3 separate regions of the Homo sapiens genome follow, and regions 2 and 3 are each linked to region 1. A link is a contact called in ENCODE Hi-C or POLR2A ChIA-PET data. All regions are on one chromosome and are shown on one strand. Each heading gives the region's core, a stretch centred on a gene start or an enhancer-like site at or near the end of the contact. The rest is flanking DNA. Distances are from core to core; before and after follow the strand shown. Region 1 overlaps SHQ1 (SHQ1, H/ACA ribonucleoprotein assembly factor). Region 2 overlaps LINC00877 (long intergenic non-protein coding RNA 877). Region 3 overlaps PDZRN3 (PDZ domain containing ring finger 3).

The links. Hi-C counts contacts between places; a loop is a spot of excess contacts on that map. ChIA-PET counts read pairs that join two places held with the same protein, here RNA polymerase II (POLR2A). Pooled maps may share reads with other maps.
Region 2: a pooled map shows a loop between it and region 1 (12-fold over the local background). The contact joins two enhancer-like sites. A Hi-C loop is called at or near these places in 11 of 37 single-sample maps with no recorded cell type and 6 of 50 pooled maps. POLR2A ChIA-PET finds 5 or more read pairs at or near these places in 1 of 52 experiments (OCI-LY7).
Region 3: a map with no recorded cell type shows a loop between it and region 1 (12-fold over the local background). The contact joins two enhancer-like sites. A Hi-C loop is called at or near these places in 5 of 37 single-sample maps with no recorded cell type and 5 of 50 pooled maps.

Annotation. Positions count from the first base shown.
Region 1 is chr3:72,754,301-72,758,817 of GRCh38, reverse strand. All of the region lies in intron 10 of SHQ1 (SHQ1, H/ACA ribonucleoprotein assembly factor), which reads left to right. Among named protein-coding and RNA genes, the nearest start is that of SHQ1, 92 kb to the left of the region's middle. Within about 2 kb of position 1,702, at least 3 of the 41 ENCODE cell types and tissues checked have a DNase peak (open chromatin) inside an H3K27ac peak, as active enhancers do.
Region 2 is chr3:72,077,030-72,081,904 of GRCh38, reverse strand. All of the region lies in intron 2 of LINC00877 (long intergenic non-protein coding RNA 877), which reads left to right. Among named protein-coding and RNA genes, the nearest start is that of LINC00877, 21 kb to the left of the region's middle. RefSeq lists enhancers at 3,247-3,296, 3,417-3,546, 3,617-3,706. Within about 2 kb of position 3,409, at least 3 of the 41 ENCODE cell types and tissues checked have a DNase peak (open chromatin) inside an H3K27ac peak, as active enhancers do.
Region 3 is chr3:73,445,555-73,450,221 of GRCh38, reverse strand. The region is part of intron 3 of PDZRN3 (PDZ domain containing ring finger 3); the gene reads left to right. Among named protein-coding and RNA genes, the nearest start is that of PDZRN3-AS1, 180 kb to the left of the region's middle. RefSeq lists an enhancer at 1,155-1,224. Within about 2 kb of position 1,346, at least 3 of the 41 ENCODE cell types and tissues checked have a DNase peak (open chromatin) inside an H3K27ac peak, as active enhancers do.

The DNA.
Region 1 (4,517 bases), core at 453-2,952:
AGGCAGGCAGATCATGAGGTCAGGAGTTTGAGACCAGCCTGGCCAACATGGTGAAACCCTGTCTCTACCAAAATACAAAAATTAGCCGGGCGTGGTGGTGAGTGCCTGTAATCCCAGCTACTCAGGAGGCTGAGGCAGGAGAACTGCTTGAACCCAGGAGGTGGAGGTTGCAGTGAGCCGAGATCGTGCCATTGCATTCCAGCTTGGGCAATAGAATGAGACTCCATCTCGGAAAAAAAAAAAAAAAAAAGAAAAAATAGTAGCCTCAGGAGCTGTGAAAAATAAATTTATATATTTTGTTTTCTGCTACCAGTTTTTGGTGGTTTGTTATGGCAGCCTTAGGAAACTAATACAGGGAGTTTTCAGAAAATGATTCTGCTGATCCATGGACTAGATGATGTTTCTCAGAGCCTATGCCCACGAAATGGCATAAAAACCAGTTGAAATTTGTATGAGAAGTTGTGTTATTGGCCCAAACTAGATATGGTTTAAATAACTCTTTAGCTTGCAGCCTTCCTTGTGTTAAGTTAGTCGTTTCTTGTTCTTAGAGATTGAATGTTTTTGTTAATGGCTGCGCTGGAAGTGCTTCTCACTGTTATAGAATAAGAAGAGACAGCTTCAGGTTCCTCTGTGCATCCATTGGTATTTGTTTTTCTTGGCGGCTCTCAGATTCAAGATAGGAATTTCACCAGCAACTTCTACTTAAAGCCAGTGCATTACCTTTAGATCAGGCTACATACATGTGTTTTGGGCCAAGGAACCTAAAGTATGGAACTGGTTCTTTTCAATAGAGAGGAATTATGATATGTCATTATCATAAAAGCCCTTTTAAAAAAATTTAACTTTTAAGTTCAGGGACACGTGCAGGTTTGTTATATAGGTAAACTTGTGTCATGGGAGTTTGATGTACAGATTATTTTCACCACCCAGGTATTAAGCCTAGTACTTATTAGTTGTTTTTCCTGATCATCTCCCTCTACCTATCCTCCACCCTCTGATAGGCCCTGGTGTGTGTTGTTCCCCTCTATGTGTCCATGTGTTCTTATCATTTAGCTCCCACTTACAAGTGACAACATGCGGTAATTGGTTTTCTGTTCCTGCATTAGTTTGCTAAGGAAAATGGCCTCCAGCTCCATCCATGTTGCTACAAAGGACATGATCCTGTTCCTTTTATGGCTGCATGGTATTCCATGGTGTATATGTACCACATTTTCTTTATCCAGTCTACCATTGATGTGCAGTAAATGCCCTTCAGAAAGTTGAAGCCGGGCTCAGTGGCACGTACCCGTAGTTCCACCTACTTGGGAAGCTGAGGCAGGAGGGCTGCTGAGGCCAGTAGTTCAACATTGTATTGTGGTATTACTGCTCCTTTGACTACTGGTCTCCAGCCTGGGCAATGCAGTGAGACCCCATCTTTCAAAAAAAAAAAAAAAAAAGGAAAGAGAAGAAATTTGATCTACTGTTTGGTCCCAGATAGAACCTGAGATTGTGTGTTTTGTATGCTATGAAATTAAAAGGCCGAGTTAGCCAGTAAGCATCCAGTTTGAACTGTCTGGAATTGCCTCACTGGAGTCTTGTCCTCTGTGATCAATTGTGGGCTCTAGTCTCAGTATGTCATGCCTGGCAGGCTTCTAGGTTTGGGCAGAGGAAATGAAACCTAGTCGGTTACTCTGAGATTTATAGTAGACCTGCTATTGCAGGAAGTGGTGAAAAGTTGATTGATAGTTTGAGACAAAACTCTACAGCAAAAAAACAGGATGTATGCTTTCCATTTATACCCAGTTCCCCCTGCCCCTACATTTCAGGCTCCTTTTGCATTTTGTTTTGGTTGCTTCATAAGGCTGCGGAGGCTTTCCCCCTCCTACAGTCACCAAATGTAAAATAATTGAGGAAATTTTGTATCAGCTTAGCCATAGTAAAGGCAAGTACTTTCTGCTGTTGCAATTACTCTTTCGTGGTAGTTACATGTAGCATAACTTGTCTGCAGTCTTTAAAGAGAAATTCTCCAAATAGGATATTATTTCACATATGCAGAAAGAATGAAAGGTCTTTTTTAAGTTACATTGTAGGATTACATTTCCAGTAACTTTCTAAGAAAAATCTATTTTGAGTGTGGTTTTATTAAAATATGACAGCAGTGGTATCCAATTGTCTCTTTTAAATGCAGCGTCTCTTCATTCTATAATAAATATATTCTTAACAGGTAGGTGATCCTCACTTAGATATAAAACATGTAACTAGCCAGGCATGGTGGCTTACTCCTGTAATCCCCAGCACTTTGAGAGACCAAGGTGGGTGGATCACTGTGAGGTCAGGAGTTTGAGACCAGCCTGGCCAACATGGCAAAACCCCATCTCTACTAAAAATAACAAAAATTAGCCGGGCGTGGTGGCGCATGCCTGTAATCCCAGCTACTCGGGAGGCTGATGCAGGAGAATCACTTGAACCAGGGAGGTGGAGGTTGCAGTGAGCTGAGATCGCTCCACTGCACTCCACACTCCAGACTGGAAGGCAGAGTGAGAGTCTGTCTCAAGAAAAACCTAACCAGACAAACAAAAAACATATACTATAACTAGTAACTCAGCCTATGTGTTTGTTGAGAGTATCAAAATGTACCATGCCCAGGGCTGCCGCTCATGCCTGTAATCACAGAACTCTGGGAAAGCCAAGGTGGGAGGATCACTTGAGCCCAGGAGTTGGAGACCAGCCTGGGCAACATAGGGAGAACCTGTCTTTACAAAAAATATAAAAATTAGCTGGGTGTGGTGGCATGTGCCTGTAGTCCCAGCTACTCAGGAGGCTGAGGTGGGAGGATCACTTTTGCCCAGGAGGTCAAAGCTACAGGGAGCGCTGATTGCACCACTGCACTCCAGAGCCCAGGCAATAAAGCGAGAACCTGTCTCTAAATAAAGAAATAAATAGTACCTGATGTTTGTAAGAGTGGTTATCTAATAATGCCATTTGACCAAGCTTTTGGACATGAACTAGCCTAGTCAGTTTTGAGTACGACAGAGAAAAACTACTACCTACCTTAAGTGAGCTGCTTTCTGAAAAGGTAAGTCTGTTACAAAAGTAGATTGTGTAATTGACAAGGAGTGGCAGATTAGAACCAACTCTAATTGTACTAGTGGTTGAAAAAAACAAAACAGCTACTCTTTCATGGCTTAATTTTTTTTCCCTACAGGAATAATTTCCCTTTTTGTGAACAGTGATTGCTAGGTTATCTGTGCTAAGTAATTGAATAAAAACAAACCCAACTTTAATTCCTCAGACTACTGGGGCACATTCTACACCAATGCTATTTTGAAATTTTAATCAGTTTTTATCCTAGCATTCTTTAAGAATGGGAGAGAGTTCAGAATGTTTCTTTTATTAAAGTTTCTTTCAGAACTTTAGTATTAATTTAGGAAGCTAGCCAGCTTGAGGTATTAAAGGTGGGATAATAAAATAGAAATGAAGCTTGGCAAAGGATCAAAAATCAATTTATCTGTCTATCTATCTATCATCCATCCATCTATCCATCCATCCATCCATCCATCCATCTATCCATCTATCCATCCATCCATCCATCCATCAACTTATTGTATAACCTGGTAATTTTAAACATAATATAATGCCGAAAGTGAAAAACTTTTTCCTGAAGGATAAAAGTTCGCATCAGCTGGTTACAGGCAGGAGTTCCTGTTTGGGCCCCTGGACTCAGCTTCACCACTTTTCTGCCTGTTACACTTGTTACTTTCAGTCCCCCTGTGTGTGGGGTATGCTTTCTGAGAAGAGCCAGGATTCTAGGGGAGGAGCTTTGGAATTCCACATTTCTACTGTTATAAAAGACAGGACACAATATCTGTATAGTAGACAATAACAAAGATCCAAATAATATCAACTTGAGAATTGGCATGTTTAATATATTCAGCAATATTCACAAAAATGATTCAAATTTTACCCTTGTTTTCTAAACCTCCATAGATGATGCTTATATGTATACTTCATTTAACATTGTTAAGCTAAATATATTAGTCACAGTTCCTTTGGAGGATTCTGGGCTTTGTGCAAGTCAGAACTTGCTCAGTTGGAAGATGCTGAGTGGAGCTCAAGTTAGGAAGAAGTAAAGAATGTGGCCTTAAGAAAGGACACTTTGGCCAGGTGCAGTGGCTCATGCCTGTAATCCCAGCACTTTGGAAGGCCTAGGCGGGCAGATCACCTGAGGTCGGGAGTTCAAGACCAGCCTGACCAACATGGAAAAACCCTGTCTCTACTAAAAATATAAAATTAGTCGGGCATGGTGGCTCATGTCTGTAATTCCAGCTACTCGGGAGGCGGAGGCAGGAGAATCTCTTGAACCCAGGAAGTGAAGGTTGTGGTGAGCCGAGATCGTGCTGTTGCACTCCAGCCTGGGCAACGAGAGTGAAAATCCATCTCAAAAAAAAAAAAAAGAAGAAGAAAAAGAAGAGAAGAACACTTTGCAGAGCCTGTATATTCATGGGAGGCCCTTTGGTGGAACGGGAAGAGGGCTGGAG
Region 2 (4,875 bases), core at 2,160-4,659, 680 kb after region 1:
TGTTTTTTTGTTTTTTTTTTTTCTGATTTTTCTTAGGACCCTGAGGTGAACATATGTGGTTTATTCCACATAGTGCTTATTTCTTCTTTACATTTGTACCTGCACTCTCCCTTTATCTTTCTTTGGGAAAATCCTTGTCACTGCATACTTCTTCTTCTTCTTTTTTTTTTTGTTGACAGAGTTTCACTCTGTTGCCCAGGCTGGAGTGCAGTGGTGTGATCTCAGCTCAGGCCAACCCCTGCCTCTGGGGTTCAAGTGACGCTCCTGCTTCAGCCTCCTGAGTAGCTGAAATTACAGACACGCATCACCACACCCAGCTATTTTTTCTATTTTTAGTAGAGACGGGGTCTCGCCTTGTTGGCCCTCAAACTCCTGACTCCAGGAGATCTGCCCACCTTGGCCTCCCAAAGTTTTGGGATTATAGGCATGAGCCACCACGCCTGGCACACTGCATACTGCTATATGGTGTCTGTCAGGCTGCTAAACTCCTCAGTCTTCCCGTAAGCCACAAGGTTGGCCATGGGATCGAGGTCTGCCCAATCCTAGTGTCTTCTCCCTTCAGACCCTGTGACTGGGCTAAGGAAGCTTGTGACCAGACCAGCCTATCAGAATCCTTCTCTGGGATTCATCCATAAACCAAAAGTAAAATTCTAAGTCCTCAGCCATTTTGATGGACCCCATCTCTTGGCCAAGGCATTCCAAAGTTAACCAGAAAAACTAGTTCAGGCCATGATGGGAAGAGGGAGTCAGACATGCTTCACCAAACCGTCCTCCCCTTTTGGAATTCAGGCTCACCTGACCAGCATTAACATCAACTCAACCTTAAGACTGATAGAACAGACGTTTTAAGTGTGATAAGAAACATTTACAATCTATTCTGTCTGCAGCCTGCCACCTGAGGCTTCATCTACATGATAAACCTTGGTGTCTACAATGCCTTATCACAACCCAGACATTCCTTCTGTTGATCCCAGGTCTTTAGATAATAACTCTTTCAACCAAATGCCAATCAAAAAGTCTCTGAATCTGCCTATGACCTGTGAGCGCCCCCGCTTCCAGTTGTCCTGCCATTCCAGACCGAACCAATACACATCTTACATGTATTGATTGATCTTCTTATGTCTCCCTAAAATGTAGAAAACCAAGTTGTAGCTCAACCACCTTGGGCACATGTTCTCAGGATCTCCTGAGGGTTGTGTCACAGGCCATTGGTCACTCATGTTTGGCTAGAATAAATCTCTTCAAATATTTTACAGAGTTTGACTCTTTTTGTTGACACACCTTTGGGCACCAGAAGAGAGAAATCACTGTTTCCTTGGACGGCCCTAAGATGTGATGATGTGAGTGAAGGATGCAGTTCACCCAACCCCATAAATGAATGGAGTCCTCTTGTAAGAGGGAATCAGCCCCAACCTACAGAGAAAAGAGAAGCTAAGTCTATGCAGGGGAGGGAGAAAGGGGGAAAGGAAGGAAGAAGAGATGGGGAGGGAGGAAGGGACAGTGGAAAAGAGGAAGGCAAGGGGAGGGAAAAGAGATCCTTGTCATTCGATTCACTAGCATCCCAAGGCTAATACCACATTCAAATTTTCACTCGCATGAGTCAAAAAAACTTCCCCATTTTACTTAAGCTTTGAGTTGGTTTCTGGCACTTTTAACTGAAAAGGTCTGAATAATAAAGTTCATCAATCCACTTGTAACCTAACTTCTAGAATTCAGGTTGTGCTGGGAAATTGCTAATTCAAAACTCAAGTGCCTACATCAGCGTGGGAAGGAGTCCTTTGGAGCTGTCTGAAATTTCAGGGCATTGTCCCCATTGGAAGCTTTGAACATTACACTTAGAAATGCTAATGAGAAAGAGAGAAAAGAGGGAGAGAGAGAAGGTTTAACCAATTTTCAAAAGCCAAAGTCAGTCTTTTTAGGAGAGAAAGGGGAAGAAAAAGGGATGGAAGACACTGGGAGTGTTTTTAGTGGCTGAGACAATGGAGGGTCTTCCTTACCAGGTAGTGAGGAATTTTTCCTACAAAAAAGACACGAGTGGCTTTTGTATTTGTAGACAGGACTAACCCTCCTGGGGGTGAGCTGATCAAGGTGAAATTATATAACCTATACAGTTAACTAAAGTGAATTCATCTCCATGCCCTCAGCAAGAAGAGTGAAAAAGAGGGCTGACATGGTGTTGGTTCTGCCCATCCTCACCTGCAAGGGGCATGTGAGAGCTGAAGTAATCAGATTTACTTCCTACCTCTCACGGTGCAAGCACCTCACTGTGCTAGTGGGCATTTGAAGGGATTTTCCAAATGCACCTTTAACTGTACACAATTTTCATCTTTGTAGAAATTTAGAACCCGACTCCCTAAATAACATGAGACATCACCATCACAGGCCTCATATTACAAGCCTGTACAGAGGGTGTGTGTGTGTGTATGTGTGTGTATGTGTATGTGTGTGCATATGTGTGTGTCTCAGAATATATCTGATGGTTATTTGAAGCTCAGTATTAATAAGCTATATAATAACTGGGTTCTATAGTATTTGAAATCAAAATCACTTTTAGATTCCTCTAGGCTCTTGTAAATGATAAGTACATCAAAATGCCTTGTGATGGCCTTCTGGGAAAAAATCCTCTCAGCCCAATTTACCAGGCAACTTTTATCCCATTGAATAAACTCGAGGCTCTAAGGCAGTGACTCTGCCATCAACAACATATATGAAAGCCTGCACTTTGTGGTTGGTCTGTTTTGTGTGAGGTGGGCACTTGCTGTTCTACTTGCCCAGTGGCACTTTTTAATTGGAATGATTTTTATTTGGTCTGATTTCCTGAAATAGAATACATCGCCTGCTTTAGAAACCCCAGATAGTCTATCAGCACAGACAGCAAATTGTCCTGGGGTTCTTGGCTTAGCTGTTTGTGGGGAGAAAGACTGCTGGGCAGGGTTTTGGCAGGGGGCAGTTGTAGCATATTCAAATCAGATATTGAAACAGTTTGTGTGTGTTTAGGAAGTAACCACAAATTTGACATGCCACCTCCACCCCAAACCCCAAACTGGTTCCATTCCAACAGGCAGTAGTCTCAAAGACTCTCTTAAATGGTTCATTTCTTCCTATTTACAACTCCCACAGTGAGCTGTTTTTTTAAGGGGAAATCAGTTTCTATGAACATCTAGGGCCCTGAGTGGGTCTTTGCTCTTTATTTGTCCTGCTTTGTTTAAACCAAAGAATACCTCAAGCCAGTAACCAGGCGAGCAGGGGCCTGTGACAGGCATGGTCACCTGAAATCCATTTATGCACAGGGATTGAAGGAGCAATCATATTCTAAATAAGGCTAATGAAGCTTTTTGTGAAAGCGCCAAAACCCACACACAAACGTCACCCTTGGCGTGTTCTCATTTCCACGGAGCAAAAGCAAAGGGGAGAAGGCTTACTGGGAAGCTGCCGCTGGCACATAGAATTAAGCAAAGGCTGTCCCATAGGTGTGCACAGCGGGCTTCTTTTCAGAGGGAGGATGAGGAGGAGGCAATGTGGTTCTTGCATACTAAGGGACTCAGTGTACTGCTCTAGGTGTGATTTTTCTTTTCTGTCACAATTGAGCCCAGTTTGAATTTCTCCCCTTACTTTCTTTTGGTTCACTCTTTTCCTTCATGGTAATCTTGCTGCTTAATGACCCTGGCCCCAGGCTTCCAAGGTAACTTGCCAAGAAGTTCAAGTTTACTTCTGAAGTCCATGGCTCTCACTTCCTCTTCCTTCGTCCCTCACCGCTTCTCACTTTTCTCCTCACACCTCCCGCACAACATCTGAAATATTCACTACCTCCAAGCGGCCCCGCTTTTGCAACCCACCCAAGCCTGTCATTTGTTTAAACGCTACTACTTATTTGGGTTTTGGCTCTGGGCCAGTCATCAGCAAACATTTTCTGAAAAGGGTTAGATAGTAAATAGTCTCAGCTTTTGAGCCACACTGTCTCTGTTGCAACCCTTCACTCTGTTATATCATGTAAATAGCCATCAACAATATGTAAATGAACAGGTAGGTGTGTCTGTGTTGCAATAAAACTTCATTTACAAAAAGAGGCAATAGGTTTGATTTGGCCTGATGGTCAAATGGAGTGAGTCCATGTGACATATGCAGGAAACTCACAAGGCTTTTAAGAATGGTATGTGCCCCAAAACACTGCCAGCTTGACCTGAAAGGGACAGAGAGAACAAAATGAAAGAAGGTTGTCAGATCACCAAAATTCTACAGACAGGAAACAGGTGGGTGAAACTACAGCTGCAAACAAGTATTACCCTTTATGAAGAAGGAAAGATGACTGTGAGAGCAGACCTTATAGGCTCTGAAGGCAGAGCTGAGAGCCATGCCTTGAAACCTAATGGAGTTTTTCTGGTTGGATTTAGAAAACATTTGGGACCAGGGACTCTTTTTTTTCTTTCCTTCTTCTCTCGTTTTGAATGGGAGTGCTGTTACCCTGGTGGAGTGTGTTTCATTTTGTATTTTGGGAGCAGATAATTTCTTTGCTAGCTTCATAGGTCCACAGATAGAGAGAAATTGTGCCACACACTGGACTATACCCAGAGCTTCACCCATGCCTATATTCGATGATTTATGTGATGAGAAATGAAACTTTTGACCTGATAAGACTTAGATGAGATTTTGGATTCAGGTTGATTGCTGTAATGGGTTGGGAGTTTTTAAGAATGGGTCAATGCAGTTGAGATAGACATAAAACTTTGGGAACAGACAGCATATTTTTGCAGGTTGAACAATGGCCTCCAGGCCAGCACGGTGGCTCACACCTGTAATCCCAACACTTTGGTAGGCTGAGGAAAGAGGATCACTCGAGCCCAGGAGTTCAAGACCAGCCTGGGCAATATAGTGAGA
Region 3 (4,667 bases), core at 97-2,596, 690 kb before region 1:
GTAATGTAGAATGGACTGGCATCATGAGAGGGAAGCCTCTCTCACATTAAATATAAAAATATCTTAGGAAACATTTTCCAAAAACCAATGCTGTTAGAACTTGCAGTGGAACTGGGCTGACTTATTTTCTTCCTTCAGAGGTCTTTAATTAATAAAAAGAGAACTGAGAGTAAAGGAAAAGGCACAGTCCATCCAGTGCCTCCTAAGGACCCTTCTCATCATCGTCCTCCAGAGGAGGTACCTATGGCGTGTGCTGCCCAGCTGTTGGTGGTTGGGAGTGTGAATCAGACTGAGACTCTGTCTAGGGGTGCTGGTTTGAGTTTTTTAAGTCAATTGCCTCATCTACGTAAAGCATGCAGTTAGAACAGGCTTTTCTTACACCCCAGACTGAAGCATTTTTTAGTCGAGAAGTCAATTTAAGGGAGGCAATATATTCTTTTGCAGCCTGTGCCATAAGAATAAAAGTCCAGGCTGCCACTTATTACAGTTTAACTGAATGATGGATTCTAGCCTGTTTTAATTAAATTACATATTCAATTATTTTTGTTTGAAATTAAAAGCTTGATTATATTACCGAATGCTATGTAATTTTACACGCGTTGTTCGCTTATTTAACAGTGAGGCGTGGGATATGATTAACAATGTGGCTGCCAGTAGAAAGAAGCAAAATAATTATTTGTTCAATATACAAGTCCTCATCATGATTCAGAAATCAATATGCATCCACGGAGGATTTGCTCGCACTGTGGATTATGGAACTCAGTGTGGCCTTCCCTCATTTCCCTATGAATGTAAAACCTGGAGACTTTGGTTCACCAGGCAGGTTTTTATTTCCCTCTCTCTCTTTTTTTTTTTAAAGACTGATGTTTAACTACAGCCGTTGGGACTTAAATCAGAGCATCCAGTGCCCGAATATGAATATTAATCAGATGCCAGGCCATGGAGTTCCTCGCCGAGTTTGACAGTTTAAAGGATCAGTTAGTTAATTAGAAGATGACATGGCACGCTGGGTCCCAAGGCTCTGTCCTGCCTTCTGTCTCCTCTTTTCATTTCCCTTTTTGACAAGTTGGATTACATCATTACTTGTAGTTTCACTTGTTAGCCCCACCATGAAATGAGAATATTTTATGCTTTAATTATCTGTGATTTCTTCCCCCTTTCTCTGCAAAGACCAGGCTTAAAATGAAACTCAAAGAAACATAAGAATCAGAGGTTCAAAGTCCCATGAAAATCAGTCTTGTGACTCCAACCATGCCACACACCACATTGCAGTGAGAAATAGAAGGTTTGTGGTAGCATGAGAAACTGGGTTGTGGTAGTCATGGTGACTGGTTTTAAATATAAAAGGTGCCTGTCCTGACTTTCGTGCCACAAGTACAGATGTATCACACCAGGTGTTTCCATGGCTTCTCTGGCTTGAGGTGTTACATACTGTGAATATCCTCAGGGGTAGCCACAAATTATTCTGGCCTATGTTTCTTGCCCACCCTAGTAGCTAAATGCACCCCAATGTCTGAACAATTCTGTTCTAAATGTTTTTTTCTTGCCATGATATTGCTCACTTGTGAAGCTTCTATTAAATAAAGTTTACATGTGGTCTGTATAGCAGCTTAGTCCCCAGGAAAAAAAAACAAGATTGAGATTAGTGTTTAGCTCTTCAAATGAAGGTTTTTCTGATGCCCTAAGTAGAATTAACTCTTCACTCCTTTCTCCCCATCTACTCTGCAGACAGCTGCTGTGGCACATCTAAAGTTTAATTACACCAGACGCTGAGCTATACAAGGGATGGAACTAGGGTTCAGCATCATCCCTAGCAAACATTAAAAGTGAAAATGTAAAAAAGAAAGGAAGAAAACTAAAATCTACTGAGCATTTACCATTAATGCTGCAAGCCAGCCACTTCACTGAGTAACTCTGTATGAGTAATTTCTCATTAGTCTTCACAACAATCGTAGGTGGTTAGAAGAAAAAATGAAGACTTGGGAAGAATCTTGCCAGGTCACAATGGCATGTGCTAAAGAAGCTGAGCTGGGATTTGAAATTAGGCAGTCTGATCCCAGATTCCCCTCCTGTGCTGAATCTCACATGGTAGGTGCTTATTTACGGGTGATGAAAGAGAAGGATGTTTTTGGTTGTCAGAGGGCATTTCTAATAGGTTGAACTCCCACTGGCAGTATATGGAGACAGAAGAGAGGTGGGAAGAAGAAAATGTGTGTGCTAGATATGATCCTTACTACTGGAAAAGCTATGATATTTAGGGCATATCTATATTTATGTAGAATGCAAGAGGAAAAGGAGCTAGCAGGCATTACCAGAGGGATCTGGGTAGATGAGGAATGTATACTATGAAAGGACCAGGGAAGAGTTAAGAAGGAGTGTAGAGTCAACAGGGTCAGGTGTTACAGGGAAGGTCAAGGCAGGTGGTGGTCTTTAGGAGAAAGAACATCAACATGGTTAACAGAAGGCTGGGGCCACATCTCAGTTCCGCCGGTAAGTAATCTTTTTGGACTGCAACTGAATTATCTCTAAAGCCAGTGGAGGTAAATCTTGAACTATGGACCTCCACGTCCTCCTATTTAGATAGTTTGAATGGAGGACTTACAACAAGCTCTTGGTTGCGGCAATTGGGAGGTCATTATGACCCCAGATGGGACAGCTATAGTAGTGTGTGTTCGGCTATGGAGGAAGGATTGCAGAGGGCAAACCAAAGAGAATGGGTGGAGGTGAGAAAGAAGAGAAGTTAAGTGTAGACTGCTCTATGGAGGAACGTGTCAGCAAAAGGAGGGAGAGGGAGAAGACTGGGGAGTGGCAGATTTGGGAGCCTTCAGAATGTCTTGAGAAACCTCTGTCGGCCTGGAGAGGGAGGAGACAGGCAACAGGAAGCTAGGACAGACAGCACGAGTGGGAGGGATGGAGGTCTGGGAGAGCCTTGAGTCCGAGGGCACGAGGCTTCGATTTCCTGCACAGACTAAGAGAAGCAGTGCAACTGAAGGGAGGGCAGAGCAAGGTTTTGCAGTTGAAGAAGGGGCACAAAGTTTGTTTCTCCACCATGAAAATAATTTGGGGATGGGAGTGAATACAGAGACAAATAAATGGATTGCAAAATTATATATATTAGATCTAATATATATATCTAATATATATATATATATATTGCAATTCTTTATATATATATATATAGTCAAGAGGTTGGCCAGAAGCAGGGAAGGTTCAGCTCACGTCCATCCGAATTAGTCAGGAATCCTTCCATATCATTGTCTGACTGTCACCAGAGGGCTGCAGCAAGCTGGGAAGTGGGAGAAGGCAGGAGCTAGGAGCCAGCTCACCCAGCACTGTCGAGAGCAACAGAATACACAAGTCACGAGGGTAAGACATGAAAACCTACTCACTCGATGCAGTAGGATTCAGTATTTTAAAGAAGGAACTGAGAAGAAAAGGTCCTCAATTCGCCATTCTGTGCACCCTGGTTACCCTTCTTCCTAAGGTAAGGGAAGGTTCACATCGCCAGAAGCAGTCTGTTTTCCATCCACGTTCTTCCTCAGCTTCCCTGGGACATGTTGCTCTCTGTCCCCGCCAGCAACTGAATCCTTGTACAGAGAGTCAGGCAGATAAGAAAGTGTAGTGAGTATTCTGTAAATTTAAACTTACTCTGTTTTGAAACTCCTGAGGTTATGTCTAATAATTTTTTCAGGTTTTTGTTTTCCAATTAAGGTACTAACGCATGAAGTTTTTAAATGTCCTTATAAGACAAATATGTATTTGGCCACTCTGTTAGTCCTCAGCATTGTTCCCCTCTAATTTTACCAGTCCATGAAATCCAAATGATGGAATAGTATTGGTGTATAGAGCACACGGTATGATTGGTCATTAGCTGCTGTGGTGGGATCGTGGCATGGCTTGGCCAAGCAAAGCTTTGAAGAAACGCTCACTGCCCATGTAACTGTATTTATTCCTTTTCCTGAAATAAAATGCCTCACGCCAAGGTAGGTCATGGTAGATGGACTCAAAGAGAAGGTGGGCAGAACTCAGAGTGCTGACGGGGACCCCTCTGCAGTGAAAGGTGTAAAATGAAATAAGCTGTTAATGTTCCCCATTTCATTCCAAAAAATAAATTGTGGTTTCAGAGCACCCACTTATCAGCTTTCTAGTTGATATCACCCAGCACACTTGTGCTTACCCCCAGGGACGAATCACCTGAAAGATGTTGGGGTCAAGGCATCAAAACATTTGGACGCACATTGATGGGTTTTACACCTTTGTATCTCTCTGATATTACTGTTTCGCTTCAGCAAGCCCACTAATATCAGATATATCCTATCAGGGACTATTTTAAATCACTTCAATTTTCCCTGCCCCTGGGCTCTGGCCATCAGACCAGAATCCTAAGCATGTGTTGCCTGTGATCTAGTGTTTTCCTTTCCCCCATTTATAGGAGAGGGAACTTTATTAGCTTTTGGACACACATATATATCAGTTTTAAGGATTAAGTACAACATCAGTAGTTCTTACCCGGCTCTCAAGTGTATTGAGTTGTTATATTTTCTCAGAGAATGTTAAAAAATTAGTATTGCCATTTGTGGAAGCATTTTTCTCTTAAACCATTGGTCATAATGGTGTTTACTTACTTATTCTCTGAAGTACTGTTTTATAGAGAAAGTAAATCTAGG